Linked DNA regions of Homo sapiens: region 2 is linked to region 1. A link is an interaction called in ENCODE POLR2A ChIA-PET data of the cell type or tissue named here. Cell type or tissue: Caco-2. All regions are shown on one strand. Each heading gives the region's core, and the rest is flanking DNA. Links, peaks and the distances in the headings are about the cores only. Region 1 overlaps MYCBPAP (MYCBP associated protein). Region 2 holds the start of CHAD (chondroadherin).

Region 1 (4,349 bases), core at 350-4,349:
GTAGCTGCTGTTATTATTTTTATTATAATCCAAAGATTTGGCTATTTGGAAGCTAATTTTTCAGGAGTCTTGTGTAGGGCTGCTGAGGAGGTATAGGACAGGAGAACGGGAGTCTAGCTGCCACAGGGAAGCTGTATTTTTAGTCCTTCCTAGAAATGGTGTTGGGATAGGCACTCTCAGAGCCCTTGAGAAGTGGGTGAGCAAGGGGACATGGCAGCAGCCTGTGCTGAGGGTCCTTGGACCTCATGCTAGGATTACCAGCCCAGAGGGACGCTTCATACCGCTACACCTGGGATCGGAGTCTGTTTCTGATCTACCGACGCAAGGAGCTGCAGAGAATCATGGAAGAGCTGGATTTCAGCCAGCAGGTTGGTATGGCCTCCATGCCCCAGTCAGAAGCCCCTTGGGGCGATGCCTGTCTTCAGTCAGCTCATCTTACCTTTCTCCATCTCTCGGAGGATATTGATGGCCTGGAGGTGGTGGGCAAAGGGTGGCCCTTCTCGGCTGTTACTGTGGAAGACTACACAGTGTTTGAAAGAAGTCAGGGAAGCTCCTCTGAAGACACAGCATACTTGTGAGTGCAGCCTGAACCCTGGGGAGAGAGGCTGAAGAGTTCTCCAGCACCTACCAGTATTAAAGAGCGGGCTTCCCTCCCTGAGATCAGGGTGCCTCTAGCCTAGCTTCTGTCCAGTGGTTGCCACCCACTCCTTGAACCCATTCCAGCACCTGTGCTGGCTTTCCTATTGCCATCTGCTCCTTTCCAATAACCAACTCCTAATGGGGATTTCCCAGACATTCCCTTGCTGGTCAACTGAGGGCTCTCTAGACCCTCCCACTGCTATGCATCTTGAATGCCTCTGGCATGGAGAGTCTGTGTATTTCTGTGTACTGTGAGTGGCTCTGGCAAGAGGGCTTAAAGAGTCTGTGTGTTTCTAAGAATCTCCCATCTACAGCAATGGGTCAGGAGGAAGCTGCGTGGGAGTGGAGTTGATCATACTCCATTGCAGGGTAGAGCTGGTTGTGTTTCTAGGCTTCCTGGTGACCGTTTCTGTGGGGTTCCACATGGCATGACTGTGGCAGCCTAAGAGAAAATAAGTCATTGGCTTTTCTTACAGAGGCACATTGGCCAGTTCCTCTGATGTCTCCATGCCTATTCTCGGCCCTTCTCTGCTGTTCTGTGGGAAGCCAGCTTGCTGGATCAGAGGCAGTAATCCACAGGACAAGGTAAAACAGCCTCCACCACACCTGCTGGGAGAGCCTCCCTCAGGGGTGCAGCCCTGAGGTGACTGGCAGTTACCAGCAGCCTGCACAGTCTCCTGTTTGGGTTTTTATCTGGTCGTGCATTCAGCACGTCTGAAAATGGTGACAGCAACACTGACTTGAGCAAGAATAAAATCACAAGGCTGCGAGTGTCATAAGCCACTTGGGGCTTATACCCAGCCCCCAAGCATGTAAACAAGCAAACTCAAGTAGGTATGGCTCTAAGAAGGTTCCAAAATATTCTTCAGATGCTAAGGAATAGAAGTGTTCATTGGATATAAAATATATTTTATCTGGCCAGGCGCAGAGGCTCACGCCTGTAATCCCAGCACTTTGGGAGGCTGACGTGGGTGGATCACCTGACATCAGGAGTTCAAGACCAGCCCTGGCCAGCATGGTGAAACCCCATCTCTACTAAAAATACAAAATAGCAGGGCGTGGTGGTGGGCACCTGTAATCCCTGCTACTTGGAAAGCTGAGGCAGGAGAATCGCTTGAACCCGGGAGGCGGGGGTTGCAGTGAGCTGAGATCACGCCATTGCACTCCAACCTAGGTGACAAGAGCGAAACTCTGTCTCAAAAAAAAAAAAAAAATATATATATATATATTTGTTTTATCTTCTCTTCTTGCTATTGAGGGTAACCTCAGAGACAACCACGCTGGAGTAGGATACCACTCTGTGTGACAGTGGCCAAGCCCTGGAGGCCTGGGACACGAGACTTGCAGTGCTAAAGCCAGAAAAGTCCTGGGCAGACCAGATGAGTTGTTCACTCTAGGCCAGGGTTTGCAGCAAAGACATTTCTTGTCCCTCCTCCTTCCAGAGGCAGGTTGGGATTGCTGCTCACTTGACCTTTGAAACCCTAGAAGGCGAGAAAACCTCCTCAGAACTGACTGTGGTCAATAATGGCACCGTGGCCATTTGGTATGACTGGCGACGGCAGCACCAGCCGGACACTTTCCAAGACCTTAAGAAAAACAGGATGCAGCGATTTTACTTTGACAACCGGGAAGGTACTCGGGAGAAGCCACCCTATGTGCTAGCTCCTGTCTGGGGCTGGTTTTGTCCTCCGTGAGACATCAAAGTTTAGTTATGGCCCAGCTCCTGTAAGTTTGAGCCCTGCTTCCCTGCCTTGTCCCTCTCATTCCTTCTGTGAAATGTGTGGCCTGACTACTCATGTCTGTTGAGAGACTGATGGAACTTGAGAACCTGGGGAGGTGAGCCACCAGGGAGCAGAAGCGTTCTAGGGGCTCAGTTATCTAGGTGCACAGGCCTGGGGCTAGGATGGCCAGCTGTCTCTGTTTGCCTGGGACTTTAGCACTCAAATTCCCACATTCCAGGAAACCTCTCAGCCCTGGGCAAACTGGGATGGTTGGCCAGCCACCTGGCCTGGGACTCAGTTAACTGCATGTAGGAGCATGTAGGCCTGGGGCTCAGCCAGCTCCTGCATGTTGAAAACCTCGGGTCTCTGTCCCTCTCAGGTGTGATTCTGCCTGGAGAAATTAAAACATTTACCTTCTTCTTCAAGTCTTTGACTGCTGGGGTCTTCAGGGAATTTTGGGAGTTTCGAACCCATCCTACTCTATTAGGAGGTGCTATACTGCAGGTCAATCTCCACGCGGTCTCCCTGACCCAGGACGTTTTTGAGGATGAGAGGAAAGTACTGGAGGTAAGGGACCCAGGACCATGGCCCCTGTGGACATCAGGTAGGGTATCCTGGTGTTCTTCCTGGCAGTGACTGAAGGGATCATATTTCTCCCAGCCTAAGAGGAGAATTGGATTTTTAGCAAACAGGTAACTACTCTTGCTCCACAAACACTTCCCAGGGCTTGTGATTTAAAAGATGGGTGCGCTGGCTAGGCAGGCATGGAGCAGCTTGCAGCAATGCCATGCATGGCCCCACTGAGTTAGAAAGAAATTAGACTGAGCCTTAAGAGGCAGACTGTAAAGTACAATGTGTGGCCCTATGTACTGGTCTGTGTTTTGTTCATCGCTGTCTGGTACTACACAGTGGAGTTGCATTTAAGCGACAAGACTTCAAAACCAGGGAGAATAATTAATTAATACATAGCAGCATGAGTCTGCCCACCGTCCCACTCAATCAGCTGACAACTCGAGTGAGTGTGAGGTGGGAGCTTGGAATCTGTCGTCCGCAGTCAGTTTCACAGTGTGGCCATTTGAGCCGTGCATCCTGGGATTTGGTGGAAAGCTGTGCTTTTTTATTCATTGTGGCCCCCAATCACAAGGCCGGCTCCTTCATGTGGGGCTCAGCCAGTGGTGATCAAAGGTAATTTTGACAATGTCATGCTTGCTTTACTCATTGACTGTACAACCCATGTCTCACACAAGGCGCCCCTCCCGTGTTTCTGTGACACTCACTGAAGCCTGATGAAGGTTCACCACCATCCTCAGAAGCACCCCCACTATGTGCCCTGCCCCTTCTTCCTAATCTGGTGACATGCTAACTGTGTGACCACCAGGCCCCAGGCAGCAGCAGCTGTCACTGGAACTGGCCCTCCTCTGGATCCTTTTCATCCATTTTTAGGGAACAAGGATGTCTGGAGAGACTCAGAGGTTTTCAGGTCTTAGAACAGGCGTGTGTGTGTGTGTGTGTGTGTGTGTGAGAGAGAGAGAGAGAGAGAGACAATGGCAGGAACTCAGACCCTAGGAAGGCACAAAGTCCTGGGGGCTCCAACTTCCTGAAGGATGCATTGGTTTTGATAGCCTGGGCTGCCATCCTCTGCCACCTTCCCTTTTGCAGAGCAAGCTGACTGCCCATGAGGCAGTCACCGTCGTTCGCGAAGTGCTGCAGGAGCTGCTGATGGGGGTCTTGACCCCGGAGCGCACACCATCACCTGTGGATGCCTATCTCACCGAGGAAGACTTGTTCCGGCACAGAAATCCTCCGGTGAGGCCCAGCGCCAGCCCCTGCCCCCTCATGTGTGCCCTGCGTCAAGGGTCCCCAACCCGCAGGCCGCACAGCGGCAGGTGAGCAGTGGGTGAGCCAGCATTACTGCCTGAGCTCTGCCTCCTGTCAGATCAGCGGTGGCATTAGATTCTCATAGGAGCACGAATCCCATTGTGAACTGCG
Region 2 (4,381 bases), core at 201-4,200, 55 kb before region 1:
TTGCCCAGGCTGGAGCACAGTGGCACGATCTCAGCTCACTGCAAGCTCCGCCTCCCGGGTTCACGCCATTCTCCGGCCTCAGCCTCCTGAGTAGCTGGGACTACAAGTGCCCGCCACCATGCCCGGCTAATTTTTTTGTATTTTTTTAGTAGAGACGCAGTTTCACCATGTTAGCCAGGATGGTCTCGATCTCCTGACCTCGTGATCTACCCGCCTCAGCCTCCCAAAGTGCTGGGATTACAGGCGTGAGCCACCACGCCCAGCCAGGTGGTGTTATTTTCAATATGCAAATGGGGAAACGGAAAAAGCGCAGTCCTTTGCCCTGGGTCACAGCAGTGGGTAAACAGTAGCCACAGGACCACACCCAGCTCCTCTTCCCCTGGCACCACAATCCCTGCACAAACACTGGGACTGTGGGGCTGCCAGAGTTTGGCCCCAGCAATCCAAACTGGTACACGGTGAACTTGGTCTGTGCTTGGTGGAGTGGGCAGTGGGCCCAGGCTCCCCACAGTCCCAGGGTCCCAGGACTTCCCTCAGCTCTGTCCTCACTGCTCCCCCACTGCCAGCCAGACGCTATTTGTGAAGCCACCTTGGTGGAGCCTTTGGCCAGGTTGGACGGCTCCAGAGGAAATGTTCTATTGGTGCCCACACCTTTGCCCAGGCGCCACAATTCCTGTCTGGCCTCCCCTGCCCCAAACCAGCCCCTAATTCGCTGCTCTGCTGCCCACTGAAAGACCACTCTGGCACTGGTGGGCCACAGGGGACTCCAACTTCAGCTGGGGAGAGGCAGGGCTGAAGAAGGGCAGGCTTGAGCAGGCTCCTTCCACCCAGACAAAGGTTGGCTGCTGCCCAAGTGAGATTCTGCCCACATCTCCACACCCGCACCCTTTCCTGTGGCCCACATTGAGGTATGAAGGTCTCCAGTAACCAGACTCTCCTCTACCTTGTTGGTTCCCCACCCAAACCTCCTGGCTGAAGCCCCTGTACCAGGGTGATTTTTCCAGTCCCAGAGAAGGGATTCTGCTCTGATCCAAGGTAGCCCCACCTGGCCAGACACTGGGCACCCCAGGGGAGAAAGGAATGAGTGAGGATGCAGACAGGAGATGGGTCTAGTGACGGAGGAGGGCAAAGGGCAGTTAGCAGTCTGGAGACAGTGAGTCACGCCAGTCTTCTCTGTGGAGAGACACCTGGGGTCTTGGGCCAAGGATTGACAATAGTGGTCTTGCCTTTGCCCCTTCACGGAGCCCATGGGCACGATGCTTGCATCCTGGGGGAGCCCTTGGTCCCACGCCTACTGAGCTGCAATGGACTTGAGAATGCAGTGAATTGTGTCTGTGTGGATTGGGCAGGGCCATCCACCAGGGCCTCTATGGGGCATGGAGAATGTCTTCCTCAGGCATTTGCTTCCCCTCACTCCCCAGTCCCCCACTCCCCCTTAGCACACATGCACAGCCCCCACCAGGAACAGGGTCTCTTTGTGGGCCTGATCTGCCCAGCTCCTCTGGAAGGCTCCTCAATAAACAAACCTTCCTTTATGGGGTGGTAGGTTTACTGGAGACGGGAAAAACAGCAGAGGAGGGGTGGAAGGCCCAACAGGAAGAGGTGGCTGCTGCTCACAGTTGGGGGTTTGGAAGCACTGGAGATGGCCCTAGGGGGCCTTTTGTGGGGCCAGGGCAGTCCCACTCCTTTTATATGTAAGAATCCTAGGAGGGCAGTGGTCGAGACTGGCAGCAGACAGGGATTAGGGTAGGGATGTGACAAGGCGAGGAAGGGAGGTGGCAGAGCTGCTCACCTTGGAGATAGCCAGAGGGACAGGGAACCTGGGGACGGGGGATGGTGCCAGCTGTGGCCCTGGCTCCTGGGGCCTCCAGGAAGGGAAGAAGGAACCAGGGCAGAGCCCACAGCCAGGAGCTCACCTTCTCCAGGTTGGTGTTGTCCAGCCAGAGGGTCTCCAGGTATCTGCCAAAGGACTGGAAGGCATTGTCCGGGATGCTTTTCAGGGGGTTGTGGGACAGCTTCAGCTCCTCCACCACCCGTAGCTTGCTCAGGGCAGCTGAGGGGTAGCTGGACAGCTGGTTCCTGTCCACGTGGAATTTGGCGAGGTTCTCCACGTCGTCCAGGGCCCCGGGCTGCAGGGAGCTCAACGCGTTTTCCGACAGGTAGAGCCAGCGCAGGTCCTTGGCTCCCTGGAAGGCGCCTGCGCGCAGCTCACGGATCTTGTTGTTGTTGAGCTGCAAGATGAAGAGGTTGACCAGCGGGGAGAGCAACCCCCGGGGCAGCTCAGTGACCTTGTTGTGGTCCAGGTAGAGGTAGGTCAGCTCGGTCAGGTCGTCGAAGGCACCTGCGCGCAGCACGCGGATGTCGTTATGGGACAGGTACAAGTAGATAAGTTGCTTGAGGCCGCGGAAGGCACCGGCGGCCACCTCGCGGATCTGGCAGTGCTGCAGGTGCAATGACACGAGGTTCGGCATGGCCCGGAACGAATTGGCAGCCAGCACCGGGAAGTTGTTGCGCTGTAGGTTGAGCAGCTTGGTCTTCTCTGACACCTTGGGGATCTTCTGCAGCCCCACCTTGTCGCAGATGACGTGCTGCAGGTCGCTGTGGCAGTGGCAGTTCTGGGGGCAGGCGGCCAGCGCCGGCAGCAGACCAGCCAGGAGGCCGAGGCTGAGCAAGAGCATTGGGCGGACCATGGCTGGGACGCCTGGGGCCGGGGCTGGGGGCAGCAGCGGCGGCGGGGCGCGGGCAGCGGCGAGTCCTAGGCGCTCGGGTCTGCCGCCCTCTTTATACGGTGGCCCTGACCGCAGCCGGCAGCCGAGCCAGCTCCTACGTGGAGCATCGAGGCCACTGGGCTTAACTCGCTCGCGCCCAGAGATGCGCCCCCGCCCTCCACGGGGAAGGGGGCGGGGCCGTTCCCCCAGCCGGCTACCGTGCATGAGGGGGTGGGACCGTGGCCCCCGAGCCCCGAGCCCTGAGCCCCGGCTGTAGCCCCCCGCTCTCCTATGGTGCTCCTCTGCCTACCGCCTTTCCCGGGGCTTTTCTGGGAAGGGGGAATAGTTATGTCTGGAGCCCCGAGTTTACATCGGAGAGAGGGAGGCGTTCCCTCAACTTATTTGTTTGCTCAGGTTTGAGCCTCCACGCCGCGCCATCCACACACGCTCGGCCGGGTGCCCTGGATGCGAGGCGGGAGGAAGCGGGGCCGGACAGCTGGATGCGTCTCCCTGCGGTGGGCCAGCTGCCTGCGCTTTAAAGGGGCGCTTGTGCGGCGCCTGCCGAGCGTGAGAGCCGCCCCGGCGTCGGTCTCCCACTTCAGACTCGACGCGCCGAAGCTGGCCCTGGGTAGACCCGAGCTCCTTCCCCACCCTCGGGCGCGCCCCCACCCCTCTCTTCCAACCCCGCTTGCGTTTCTGTCGCCGGCGCCCTCATCCCCTTTTTCCACCGCTGAAGGCTAAGCAGAGAAGTGGGAAGTGGGGGAGAGTGGCCCACAGGAATGGCAAACACACCTGGAAACCACAGGCCACAAGCACAGTCGCACCATCCCCCCTCCTTCATCGCCCCGAAATATCTCCATCCCTCATCCCCAACCCTAGTGGTCAGGACCCGCCCCTGAGGGGTCTCAGGGTGGCGGCTGAGTGGCGCCGAGGTGTACTTGGCAGATGCCACATTCGGGCGGTGGCCCCAGGACTGTGAGGAGGGGTGCGGGAGGGGGTGGGGCAGGTCGAGGGACCAGCCCTGGACGGCTCTGGCTGCCAGACCCTAAGTTCTGTGGGCAGTCCCGCCCCAGCCCGCCAGATTTCTGTGTGCCCACTTGCCAGCCACGATGTCCGGATTCCTGTGGAAAGGGGAGGGTGAGCAGGCAGGGTCACAGCTCTGGCCTCAGGGTGAGCTCCAAGCTGCCTGGCACAGGATATTGTCTGTGATGAGGGGTGGAAGGAGAAACCAGAACCCACATTGAACCAAACCCCAGCCGTGCCAGAGCCAGAGCAGCTGATATGGGGGAAGCTTGGTGCAGGGAGGAGGATGGATGAGATCTGGTATCCGTTGATTAAAGGGGACCTAGGATACGGGGTAACTAGCCTCTCTTCCCTTACCCAGTACCCTCGTGTTGGGGCCTGGTTTCCAGGGCCTGCCCTTTTCCCAAACCTCTCTGCCCCTTGCCTCTAGGATAGGAGGGTCATACTTGGCCTAGACCATTCCTTGATGGTATTTAGGCTTCTCCAAGGCTGGCTTCTGGTTTTTCTGTTGCTCAGGCTTTCCAACCACTGGAAATGGGGGAGGTGGGGTGGGGGTACCACTGGTTTTTAAAATCACTGCTTAGGTTGTTTTTTTATTTTGATGGAAATAAATTCACGGGAAACTCTCCAGAGCTTGGGGGACGCCTGCC

What was found. ChIA-PET counts read pairs that join two places held together with the same protein. Peaks named below come from ENCODE experiments on the same cell type or tissue, not always from the same donor. Only the 100,000 strongest peaks of a DNase experiment are listed, where the experiment ranks them.
Region 2: POLR2A ChIA-PET joins it to region 1 with 5 read pairs; 6 of 35 experiments call an interaction of 5 or more read pairs at or near these places.

The regions. Positions count from the first base shown.
Region 1 is chr17:50,520,858-50,525,206 of GRCh38, forward strand. MYCBPAP (MYCBP associated protein) reads left to right here. Exons shown (of 19, transcript NM_032133.6): 8 at 253-368; 9 at 459-574; 10 at 1,116-1,224; 11 at 2,082-2,271; 12 at 2,740-2,927; 13 at 4,020-4,166. Among named protein-coding and RNA genes, the nearest start is that of EPN3, 9.7 kb to the right of the region's middle. In Caco-2, for the core only: no CTCF peak of the experiment used is centred there; a DNase peak (open chromatin) is centred at 2,564.
Region 2 is chr17:50,466,124-50,470,504 of GRCh38, forward strand. All of the region lies in intron 10 of ACSF2 (acyl-CoA synthetase family member 2), which reads left to right. It overlaps CHAD (chondroadherin), which reads right to left and starts at 2,757. Exons shown (of 4, transcript NM_001267.3): 1 at 1,917-2,757. The coding sequence starts at 2,690. RefSeq lists enhancers at 1,714-2,672, 2,673-3,630. In Caco-2, for the core only: no CTCF peak of the experiment used is centred there; DNase peaks (open chromatin) are centred at 1,353, 1,918, 2,164 and 3,773.